Linked DNA regions of Homo sapiens: region 2 is linked to region 1. A link is a loop called in an ENCODE intact Hi-C map of the cell type or tissue named here. Cell type or tissue: K562. All regions are shown on one strand. Each heading gives the region's core, and the rest is flanking DNA. Links, peaks and the distances in the headings are about the cores only.

The links. Peaks named below come from ENCODE experiments on the same cell type or tissue, not always from the same donor. Only the 100,000 strongest peaks of a DNase experiment are listed, where the experiment ranks them.
Region 2: a loop joins it to region 1, with 4 times the contacts of the local background. A loop is called at or near these places in 3 of 110 quality-filtered maps.

What each region holds. Positions count from the first base shown.
Region 1 is chr10:23,078,907-23,084,289 of GRCh38, forward strand. All of the region lies in intron 1 of LOC107984215 (a long non-coding RNA gene), which reads right to left. Among named protein-coding and RNA genes, the nearest start is that of MSRB2, 14 kb to the right of the region's middle. In K562, for the core only: a CTCF peak has its summit at 3,198 (motif pointing right); a DNase peak (open chromatin) is centred at 3,195; H3K27me3 peaks cover 394 bases.
Region 2 is chr10:23,143,502-23,148,884 of GRCh38, forward strand. No RefSeq gene overlaps it. Among named protein-coding and RNA genes, the nearest start is that of PTF1A, 46 kb to the right of the region's middle. In K562, for the core only: no CTCF peak of the experiment used is centred there; a DNase peak (open chromatin) is centred at 2,420; H3K4me3 peaks cover 260 bases; H3K27me3 peaks cover 2,605 bases.

The DNA.
Region 1 (5,383 bases), core at 299-5,298:
TGCAACCTACTCACATCCTCCCATATACTTTAAATCATCTCTGGATTACTTCTAATACCTAATACAATGTAAATGCTATATAAATAGTTGTTATCTTATATTTTTATTTGTATTTTATATTGTTATAGTGTTATCTTTTATTGTTTTTTAAAATATTTTCTGTCCATGGTTGGTTGAATGCCCAGGTGCAGAACCTGTGGATATGGAAAGCCAGCTGCATATAGTTTAAGATTTTATATGAGAACTGGTATAATAGACTGCATGTAATAAGGATGTAATCGTAACCTCCAGAGCAACCATTAAAAACAAATACAAAGAGGCATGACTCAAAAATTCAACACAGGGAAAAACAGAGAACCAAAATGCCAAAAACTCAATTAATGCAAAAAATCAGGGAATGAGATTTTAGAGAAAACAAAAAACATTTGGGACAAATGGAAAACAAATAGCAAATAAGCCCCTGAGTCAAGTGTAATGATTCCTGGCGGGACTTAGCTTCTATGGGAAAAGCCCTTATAAATATTATTATAGTCACTAAATCACATAGCCATGGCAGTCCACAGGCTCAATAGTAATATCTATGATAATTTATACACATTAAACTTGTATGAATGGGTTATTAATAATTTCCATTTACTATCTTGTAATCAAGAGAAATTTTTTAGAACCTTCTTACCCAGCAGTTTCAACAAGAATTCTGCTTTGCTGCAGATAAAATACATTTTGAGACTAAGAGCTATTTCCACAATGATTGAAGTATTTCTGATTCTATGACTGGGAGTTGCTTGGGATAGTCTTGGGGATAGACTTTTATTTAAGCTGCCTGGTCCAGACATTCTGAGTATCTGATGCCCTAGCTTCCTGAAGGAGGCAGTGGGGGAGATGAGACTTGAGCACACAGACCTGCAGTGGGAGTGTTGCACAGTCCTCGGCATGAACCCTGAGGTTGCCCAGCTGCTGGACTGGAGAGAAAGACACTAAACCAGGCGCACATGTCCCCAGTGAATGCGGGAGAGTGACCCAAAGGTTGACAGATGGCAGGACTGAGAAACAGATCATGGGTGTTTGTAGACCTAAGTAACCTGAGCCTCAAAGCAGGAGTTTGTTTATGGCCGAAGTGGAATTCCAGAGGACTTGCTGGGAGGAAGGGTGAATCTAGGGTACCACAAAATCAGATTATGGGAGGGGACAGGTAAATGGAGGAGGCTTAATTCACTGTTTATTTCTTTCTGGTTTTCCTTTTGCATGTGCTCATGTTGTTTAGGAATTGTTAGTCTGCCTGGGCTGGGCTAAACGGAACGCAGTAAATTTGTTGTTGCTGTTGTTATTTACAACAGAGCAGGACACTGGACACTGACTGTTCCCAAAAGGAAAGGACGGAATTGAGACCCACGTGTGGACGCTTTCTCCAGTTTTGGAGATGTTCTTTCTAGAGCTCTTTCTTGCAAAACTCTTGGAGGGCTCCGGATTTCATATATGGGGGCAGATTCTTCCGTTACTGAGAATGGCTCAGATTTAATTCCATCACTGCTGCTGTAATGTGAACACGAGCAGCTTAACCTCCACGTGGTTCATTTTCCCCACCCATAAACTGTGGAATGGGATATTTACAATGTACCCAACTGATGGGGAGTCTCATAAAACAAAGTAATTACAAAGACTTTTATGTAGTGTGTGTGTGATAAAATAAAATTGACTGCATTTCTACAGCTTTTAAAATAATCCATAATGAAGTCAATGTGCCATTTTACAATGACTAATGAAATTTAATTTAAATACAAACTTTAGTAATTTATAAAATTGAAAAAAAAAAGCCAAGGATCCAGTTGAATGATGAACACTATTTTCTTGTTTTCTATTGACCTCTTGGTAATCATAAAAGCCAACTTATTACCTACATCAAAAATTTTGTAAGTCTATTAAGTTTCTAGAGGTGATTTTTACTCCATTATCTTGGTAGTATTTCTGAAAAGGCATTAAATACAAGGACTAGTTTCTCCATCTGCTCTGCAACTCTGATTTCCTTGTTTCTAGGGAAATTTACAAAGCTTCTCTTTGAAAAACAAAACAAAACTACTCCATAGCCATCAAATTAAAGAAAAACGTTTGCTCAAGTCCTAATTTTTTTCCTAAGGTAAAACTTCCTTTTCAATCCTGCAGTATAAATTGGACTTTTAGGACTTGCTGAAAGCAGTGTCGGGGGTCAGTTTCCACTGTAGAGTTGTCCTTATAACAAGCTCTGGAAGCATCTTGCTTCATGTTGCCTTGGACCAGATGCCAGTCAAACGAGCAAAAAAGCAAGCCCAGTTATGTAATTATTTTCCAAACCCAATGTCTTGATGCTTTGTTTTACTTTTAAATGTGGCCAATTTCAAACGCCTCTGGGCTCATGGGCAACATTTAAACAAATAACACTCACTGACGCAGAGCCCCAGGCAGCCTCTCTCTTACTCAGTCAGGTTTCAGCTGTCTGCATGGCAAAGGTCCTAAAAGAAAGATTTTGCACAAAGCTTCTGAGGTCAAGAAACCCAAGGCTATGTGGAATAATTTGCTCTTACTTCTTTTTCCATGGTTCTGATTTTTAAGTACGGGGGATTACCCATTGCCTGTAGCTCATTAATCACGGTAGCTTTTGATTATGAAAAGTGCTGTCCAAAAGATAGGACTCTGAGGACTTGGCAGGGAGGTTCTCTGCCCGTCCCTTGAACGTGCCAGAACACCCTGAACTCTGCCAACTATGATTACACTTGGCATTAATTGAAGATGCTGAGAGATATAAGCCTTCCTGAGTTTAGCCACCTGGAGCAGATTAAAATCTGGGTCCTGCCGGTGAGGAGGTCTGAGGGATTGGGAATACAAGGCTGTTTTAATCTTTTCCAAGTCAGGCTGTTTAGAAATATCCATACATCAAATGTTCATGGATCTCATACAATTTCCTTCTCAGGGGAGAATTCAATTACCAGTAACATGAAGTGGGATTAACTTGTTGTGGTGAGCCATCTGGAGACAGAAGATTCACCATCCCCTGTAAATATGTTCAGAGATTTGCCCCCATGATTTCAAAGAAGTTGCTGAAGGTGCTCAAAGGCACAATGATGTTTGCTCTGAAAGCCTTGTTCAGTGGACCCAGTGAAATTAAGATGCAACTAGAGGATAATCTAGACCTTCCTCCATGCTGAAATACTTCTCTGCCACAAGAGGGTGATATTTGGGTTTCAAGGACCAGACTATTTGTAAAGATACAACAAGAGCCGGTGGAAGCCGGGTGCGGTGGCTCACACTTGTAATCCCAGCATTTTGGGAGGCTGAGGTGGGAGGATCACTTGAGCCTAGGAGTTCAAGACCAGCGTGGGGAACATAGTGAGACCTTCTCTCTACAAACACATACAAAAATTAGCCAGGCATGGGGGTGCGTGTCTTTAATCCCAGCTACTCAGGAGGTTGAGGCAGGAGGATTGCTGGAATCTTGGAGTTGGCCACTATAGTTAGCCATGATTGCATCACTGCACTTCAACTGAGCAACAGAGTGAGACCCTGCCGCCGCCCACCTCGCCCCCCGACAACCCCTGCCAAAAAAAAAGAGCCAGTAGAACCGTCCTGGAACCATACTTCATATGTAAACAAAGGCTCATGAAAATGGAAGTGCATGGACTGGAGGACTAGCAGAGAAATTACTGAGTTAGAATTCAGCTTTCTAGATTTTTATTCTAGAATGCCAGATAGATAGGGGTGGTTCCCTTGAGGAAAAAAGGAACACATTTAGATTAGCCTCAGAAAGTAAAGGACCCAAAGGAGCACTAGAGGCAGCAAAAGTCTTCACATATGAATGGAAGAAAAGTAATTGGCAGAGTGTGGGGATAAAGACAAGATGCCTCAGACATGAAGAGCCCAGGAGATCAATGACCAGAGGCGGAGTTCCCTGGACCAAACCCAGATTCATCCTGAAATAATGCCAGTCTGCAGAGTAGGAAAGATGCCAGGCCTCTGGAGGGGAAACTCACCTCTGCTAAAAGGTAAGTGCTAGCCCACCAATTTGGCCAGAAAACCTCTGTGATATGGGAACAGAACCAGATAGATCAGAATAATAAAATACTATTTTTATATTGGTTTTACTAACTGTTCATCATATTTAAATTCATATTTAAATATTAAAATCACCAACAAACTATATACAAAGTATCTTCTTTAACTTGCAAATAAATTATGATACATCCAAACAATAGTGAAGCCATTAAAATTACACACACACACACACACACACACACACTGATTGAATTTTGAGCAATATACATAAGCTTTCGAGATGCATTTGGTAAGACTAGAATAAGCTTAATTTTTAAAAAGCAGGCAATGGAACTAAGAGAAAAGAAAATTATAAACTAAACTCAATTTTGAACATAAATGCAAAAATCCTAAAAAAGACATTGGGAAACCAAATTAAATGCATGTTTTAAAATAACAAATCACGTCATGACCAAGTATGGTCATGAAAATGACCTGAAAATTTCAATGATGACTTAGCATTAGTAGAAACTCTATTAATATAATACACTACATTAACACAGTAAAAGAGAAAAATTATATGATTATCTCACTGCAGCAGGAAAGTCAACAAATAAAATCCAACGCTCATTCATGACAAAAACTCTTAGTAAACTAGGAATAGAAAGGAACTTCTATATCCTAATAAAGATTAACTACCAAAAATCTCCAACAATCTATGCTCTGTATCGGGGAAATGTTAGAAGCATTTCCTTTAGAGTCAGGAACAAAACAAGGGCACCTGCTATCACTACTTCTATTCAACATTGAATGGGGGTCTCAGCCAGCACAATAAGAAATTAAAGGTATTGGACAGGAAAGGAAGAAAGATGATGTGATAATGAGATTGTTTTCATAGAAAATCTAAGAAATTCTTCAAGACACATTGTTGAATGCAAGAAGGGAGTTTGGCAAGATTACTCGGTAAAATACAGTCATATACCATATAATGACATTTCTTTCAACAATAGGCCACATATACCATGGTAGTTCATTAAGATTATCATACTGTATTTTTACTGTACCTTTTCTATGTTTATATATGCTTAGATACACAGATACTTGCCATTGTGTTAACAATTGTCTACAGTATTTAGTATAGTCACATGCTGTACAGGTTTGTAGCCTAGGAGCAGCAGGCTATACCATATAGCCTAGTTATGTAGTTGGTTGTACCATCTACGTTTGTGTAAGTACACTCTATGATGTTTACACAATGACAAAATCACCTAATGATGCATTTCTCAGGATGCCTCTCTCTTCGTTAAGCAATACATGACTGTATAAATATACTAAAATTACCCTCAAATACACAACAAGAAGAAATTAGAATGTTTAACAC
Region 2 (5,383 bases), core at 201-5,200, 64 kb after region 1:
TTATTAGCTAAAGCCAGTTAAATTTCAAAAATGATGCCTTGCATTTTAGGGCACTGCCTCTGTGGCCCTTTTAGTTGGCAGTACTTGAACACCAGGACGAGTTATTTTTTTGAGATCACTCTTTGTTCGTGCCAGGAAAATCCTGCTTTCTGTGTTTAAGAAAATGCCTCGCCATCTATCCACCCCCGTAGGAGGGCATGAATGCAGCTTGCCCAGTCAAAAACAAGGAAGGCCAGAACACATCCCACAGAAAGTTGCTAACGGATCCATAAAAGATTTTTTTATTGATCTTTATTTTATAGTCCTAAGGTTCTGATTCCATGTGAGCATCACCCCTGGGTACTTTTATAACTTTTTAAATCAACTGCACCCTGTGAGACAAATAACTGAGACCTAGGCTGAAAGCCAGAGGGTTCTGATGGCTTGTTCCTCTTGCAGATGGCAACCAGGGTCTACCTTCCGTGACCTCACTCTGCATATTTGCATGCAGACCACGGGACTCAGCCCATACACCTAGCTCTGGTCACCAGAGGCTGAGACCACCAAGTGGATGCATATCATAATAACCAAATTTGGATGGAGCTTTTTAAACAAATATTTTTGAGGCAATAAGAAATTTACAAGATTCTCCAAATGTTATAACATCTAGATGACCACCTCTTTTCATTTTTACTTCACATGTCCCCTCAATAACCTTGCTGGGACATGGAAGTTTTGTTTTGTTTTTGTCATTTGGAAGACCTGATCAAACCAGACAGATGAAAGTGGTTTTAAATTATAGGCAGTCCACTGATTTGGGGTTTGAGGATGACCAACTCCTGAAAGTTCCCTAAATCAGGGGGTTTTTTGTTGTTGTTTGTTTGTTTCGAGACAAGGTCTCGCTGTGTCTCACAGGCTGGAGTGCAGTGGTGCCATCATGGCTCACTGCAGCCTCTACCTCCTGGGCTCAAGCGATGCTCCCACCTCAGACTCCCAAGTAGCTGGGACTACAGACATATACCACTATGCTTGGCTAATTTTGTTTTTTTGCAGAGACGAAGTTTTGCCATGTTTCCCAGGCTGGTCTTGAACTCAGCTCAAGTGATCCACCTGCCCTGGCCTCCCAGAGTGCTGGGATTACAGGTGTGAGCTACTGTGCCCAGCCTAAATCAGAGTTCTAAAAGCCCATGGACAGTAACAGGTAGAGTGTGAAAGCCTTTGGCTGTCTTTCTCCATCACAGCCCCACTGTCCCTGGTTCAATCTTCAAGCCGGTGACCTCCAACACAGCTCTGCTAAGAATAATAAGGGAGAGAAACAATTTTCTCCCTAGCTCAGGCAGTTACTGAGAACATACTACCTGTCACGCACCATGCTAAATATTTGGTATACATGATCTCATATAATCCCTACAACCATCCTATGAGATAGATGTTGATAGTCCCATTTTACAGTTAAAGAGTTCAATGACTTGCCCAAGGATACCCAGCAAGCAGGGTCAAGTTAAGATTTCAACCCAGATTTTTCTTTTTCTTTTCTCTATAGAGTTTTGCTCTGTCACCCAGGGCTGGAGTACTGTGGCTTGATCATAGCTCACTGAAGCCCCAAACTCCTGGGTTCAAGGGATCCTCCTGCCTTAATCTCCCGAGTAGCTAGGACTACAGGCATGCACCAGCATGCCTGGCTAATTTATTTTTATTTTTGTAGAAATGGGGTCTCACTATTTTGCCCAGGCTGGTCTTGAATTCTTGGCCTCAAGTGATCCTCCCACCTAGGCCTCCCAAAGTGCTAGGATTATAAGCATGAGGCACCAGGACCAGCCTCAAACCCAGATTTTTCTGACTCCAAAATCTGTGAGGCTTCTTTTTTAGCACTACTTAACTATCATAAGTCTTTTTTTTTAGATGGAGTCTCGCTCTGTCACCCAGGCTGGAGTGCAGTGACGTGATCTGGGCTCACTGCGACCTCCGCCTCCTGGGTTCAAGAGATTCTCCTGCCTCAGCCTCCAGAGTAGCTGGGATTACAGGTGCACGCCACCACGCCCAGCTAATTTTTGCATATATATATATGTATATAAATATAAAATACAAATTAAAAATACAAAATTAAATACAAATATATATATAAAATACAAATTTTATATATATAATACAAATTATATATATACATATACTTTTTTTTTTTTTTTTTTTTTTGTGTGGAGACGGGGTTTTGCCATGTTGGCCAGGCTGGTCTTGAACTGCTGACCTAGGGTGATCCTCCTGCCTCCGCCTCCCAAAGTGCTGGGATTACAGGCATGAACCACCACACCCGGCCAACTATCATAATTCTTTAGCACTACTATTATAATCTTTCCCTGTGGAAGCCACAGAGAGACCATCAGAGAGACAGCCTAATGAAGTTGGCAGCCACGCCCATCCTGTAACCAGTCCTTTCGCCGGGCGGCTGGGTGGGGAGCGGCTGCTGATAGAGCCTGGTTTCAGCGCACTCTGCAGGAACGTGGGTGTCAGCCATTGTGCTGACCCCAGGATGCTGGTCCCAGCTCCCAGAGCTCCACTCATCGTTCTGATGGACCCTCTGCCCCCAACCAGTTATGTGTCGTGGAATCAAACATCCCAGATCCACACTGCTTCAGTTCCAGCCGTACATACTCAATGGAGGGAAACTGCTGTCCCAGAAAAAAATGACAGAGCCAGCCACGGGGAGGCAAGATGCCTGCCTTTCTCAGCGTCAGATTTGCCTCTGTCACTGTGATCAGCCGTTTTTCTTCTGAGCTGGCCGCTCTCGCTGTGCTGGCTAGGGGACGCAGGATTTCTAGGCCACTTGAAAGATAAAACCCTAACCCAGCAAGCAGCAAGAGGGAGTTTGGGACGTAAAAACCAGCAAGCTCCTAAGAGTGCACAGAGGGTCCCTGACCGCACACAGCTGCTCCGCCCGGGCTACTGTGGAACTGTGCCAGGTCTTACCTGGCTGGGGCAGAAGTGGGTTCTCACCTCTGCACCAGCACTGGGAAGGGCTTCTGTTACTCCCATCCCATCAGCCGTGCACTTCCTGTGCACTTCCCAGGAAAAAAACTGTGTCTGTACATAGCTTCACTCGAAGCCTCCAGAAAGCCTTTCATTGCTGGGTAAAATGCTCAGAGTGAAGTGTGGTTTTTAAGAACAGGATATGATTTTAAATACACACACACACACACACACGAAACTAGAGAAATAAACCAAGCATATGAATTTCTCTGTGTCCTCTAGCCACATTGGCCTCTTTTGGATCCATAAATGCATTGTGTTCCTTCTTGCTTTTAAGTATGCAGGGGCTCTGCACGAAGCCCCTTCCCTCTTACCCGGTTAAATCCTATCACTCTTTAGGTCTCGGCTTGACGCCACTTCCTTGGGAAAAACCCATGAGCTCCTAAACCAGGTCAGATATTCCTGTTATACACTCTAGGCTCTCAAATCACGCAGTAGACGTGCAATTCATGAATTTTGTAGTTACTTGCTTAACAGCATTCTTCCCTGCTAGATGATGGGCTGCAAGTGTCCGGATACGGTTTCCCAGCTTCTCCTTAGTGGTGCTCCCTGCCGCTCAGCTCCTGCCACCACCTATGCAGGAATCAATGTAGGTTTGAATAGCAGGTCTCAGGTGTGACTTTAAAAGCCAGGGTCTGAGCTGGCTCTGCCTCAGAGCGACTGGGCTCTGGAGTCTCTGAAAGCAGGGCTGGTCCTCTCCGTGGAGGTGATGAGCTCAGTGGAGGCCACTCAAGTCTGTCTTGGTCACTGCTGCTCTCCCAGGACATGCATAGTGCCGGTTCATGGTAGATGCTCACTAGACGCTCATTGGATGACTGAATGCTTGTTGGATGCATGGCAGCCTTGGTGCTCTACTGCACAAAGTACTTCAGACAATCATAGTTAGGAAGACCTTATGTCCCATGCCTAGGAGAGTCCTGATCCACGTTAGCTGTCCTTTCTCTCTCAAGAATGTCCAAGTTTAGATGACAAGTGATTTGGATGCACTAGTAGAAGTATCTGTCAATTCAAATTATTCTTCCTATTAAATAAAAACACCTTAATGAAGAAATTAAAATCACTTCAAGGTATCCATATTTTTGACCAGTTTTTATGCTGTCCAGCCGTCAGGTGTTTTAGACCTGTGCTCTAAGCTAGAAACAAAAATAGAAGTTTTTTTTTTCTCTTGTCTGCAGAAAATTGTCACCAGCCTGCTGCTTCCCCATGCATTTTATAAAGGTCACTACTGACTCAACTTTTCTTTTTGCAGGAGAGACTTCATCATAATTCCATTTTCTTCCCAATATCTTAACCCTTAAGTCCTGAGTGGAAACACTGACCACCACAGAGGGCGGTGATGAAAATACCTCACTCAGGGGTCTAAATTCCTTCCTCACTTTGCTCCTAGATTCAACAAAAATTTGCATATAACTCACTTTTTGTCTTATTACAAAAGTAAAAAATGGAGAGAAGAAAATCTACATCACCACAATTCCAACCTCTAAAAATAGCCACCGTGTGTCTTTGGAGATCATTTCCCCCCCAGGTAAATACATACTTTTTATTATATAAAAATGAAATACTTGGGGGAGTTGAAGAAAATTAGTACAGAGTAATCTAACCAACACATCTGTACTATTCACCAGCAGAATGAATCAATGTGAGCATCTGGTGATAATACGTGGGTGTGTATGTGTTTTTCTGTGTGTGTGCATGAAATGCTGCAGGGGAAGGTGACATCTTCTTGGTTCCTCTCTCAGATGTTCCAGTCTCCTTCCTCCTTCGCCAGGAGCAACCAATAACATGAATTCATATATATCCTTCTAGGCCCTGCTTGTGTGTGCGTGCGTGTGCGTGTGTGTGCGTGCATGTGCATGCATGTGTGCGTGTGTGCGTGTGCGTGCGTGTGTGCCTGTGCATGTGTGCGCATGCATGTGTGTGTTCGTGTGTGTGTGTGCGTGTGTGCCTGTGCGTGTGTGTGCATGTGGGCGTGTGTGTGTCTGCGTGTGCGCACGTGTGCAGTGTGCATGTTTATATAATTTACACAATGGTAATTACTATGCATACTGATTTGCGGCCACTGATTTTACTTCTTGGTTTTTTGTTTGTTTTTTTGAGACGAAGTCTTACCCTGTTGCCCAGGCTGGAGTGCCGGGGCATGATTTCTGCTCACTGCAACCTCTGCCTCCCCGGTTCAAATGATTTTCCTGCCTCTGTCTCCCCAGTAGCTGGAAGTACAGCCGAACGCAACCACGCCTGGCTAATTTTTGTATTTTTAGTAGAGATGGGGGTTTCACCATATTGGTCAGGCTGATCTCAGACTCCTGACCTTAGGTGATCCAACCACCTCGGTCTCCCAAAGTGCTGGGATTACAGGCGTGAGCCACCGCGCTGGGCCCAC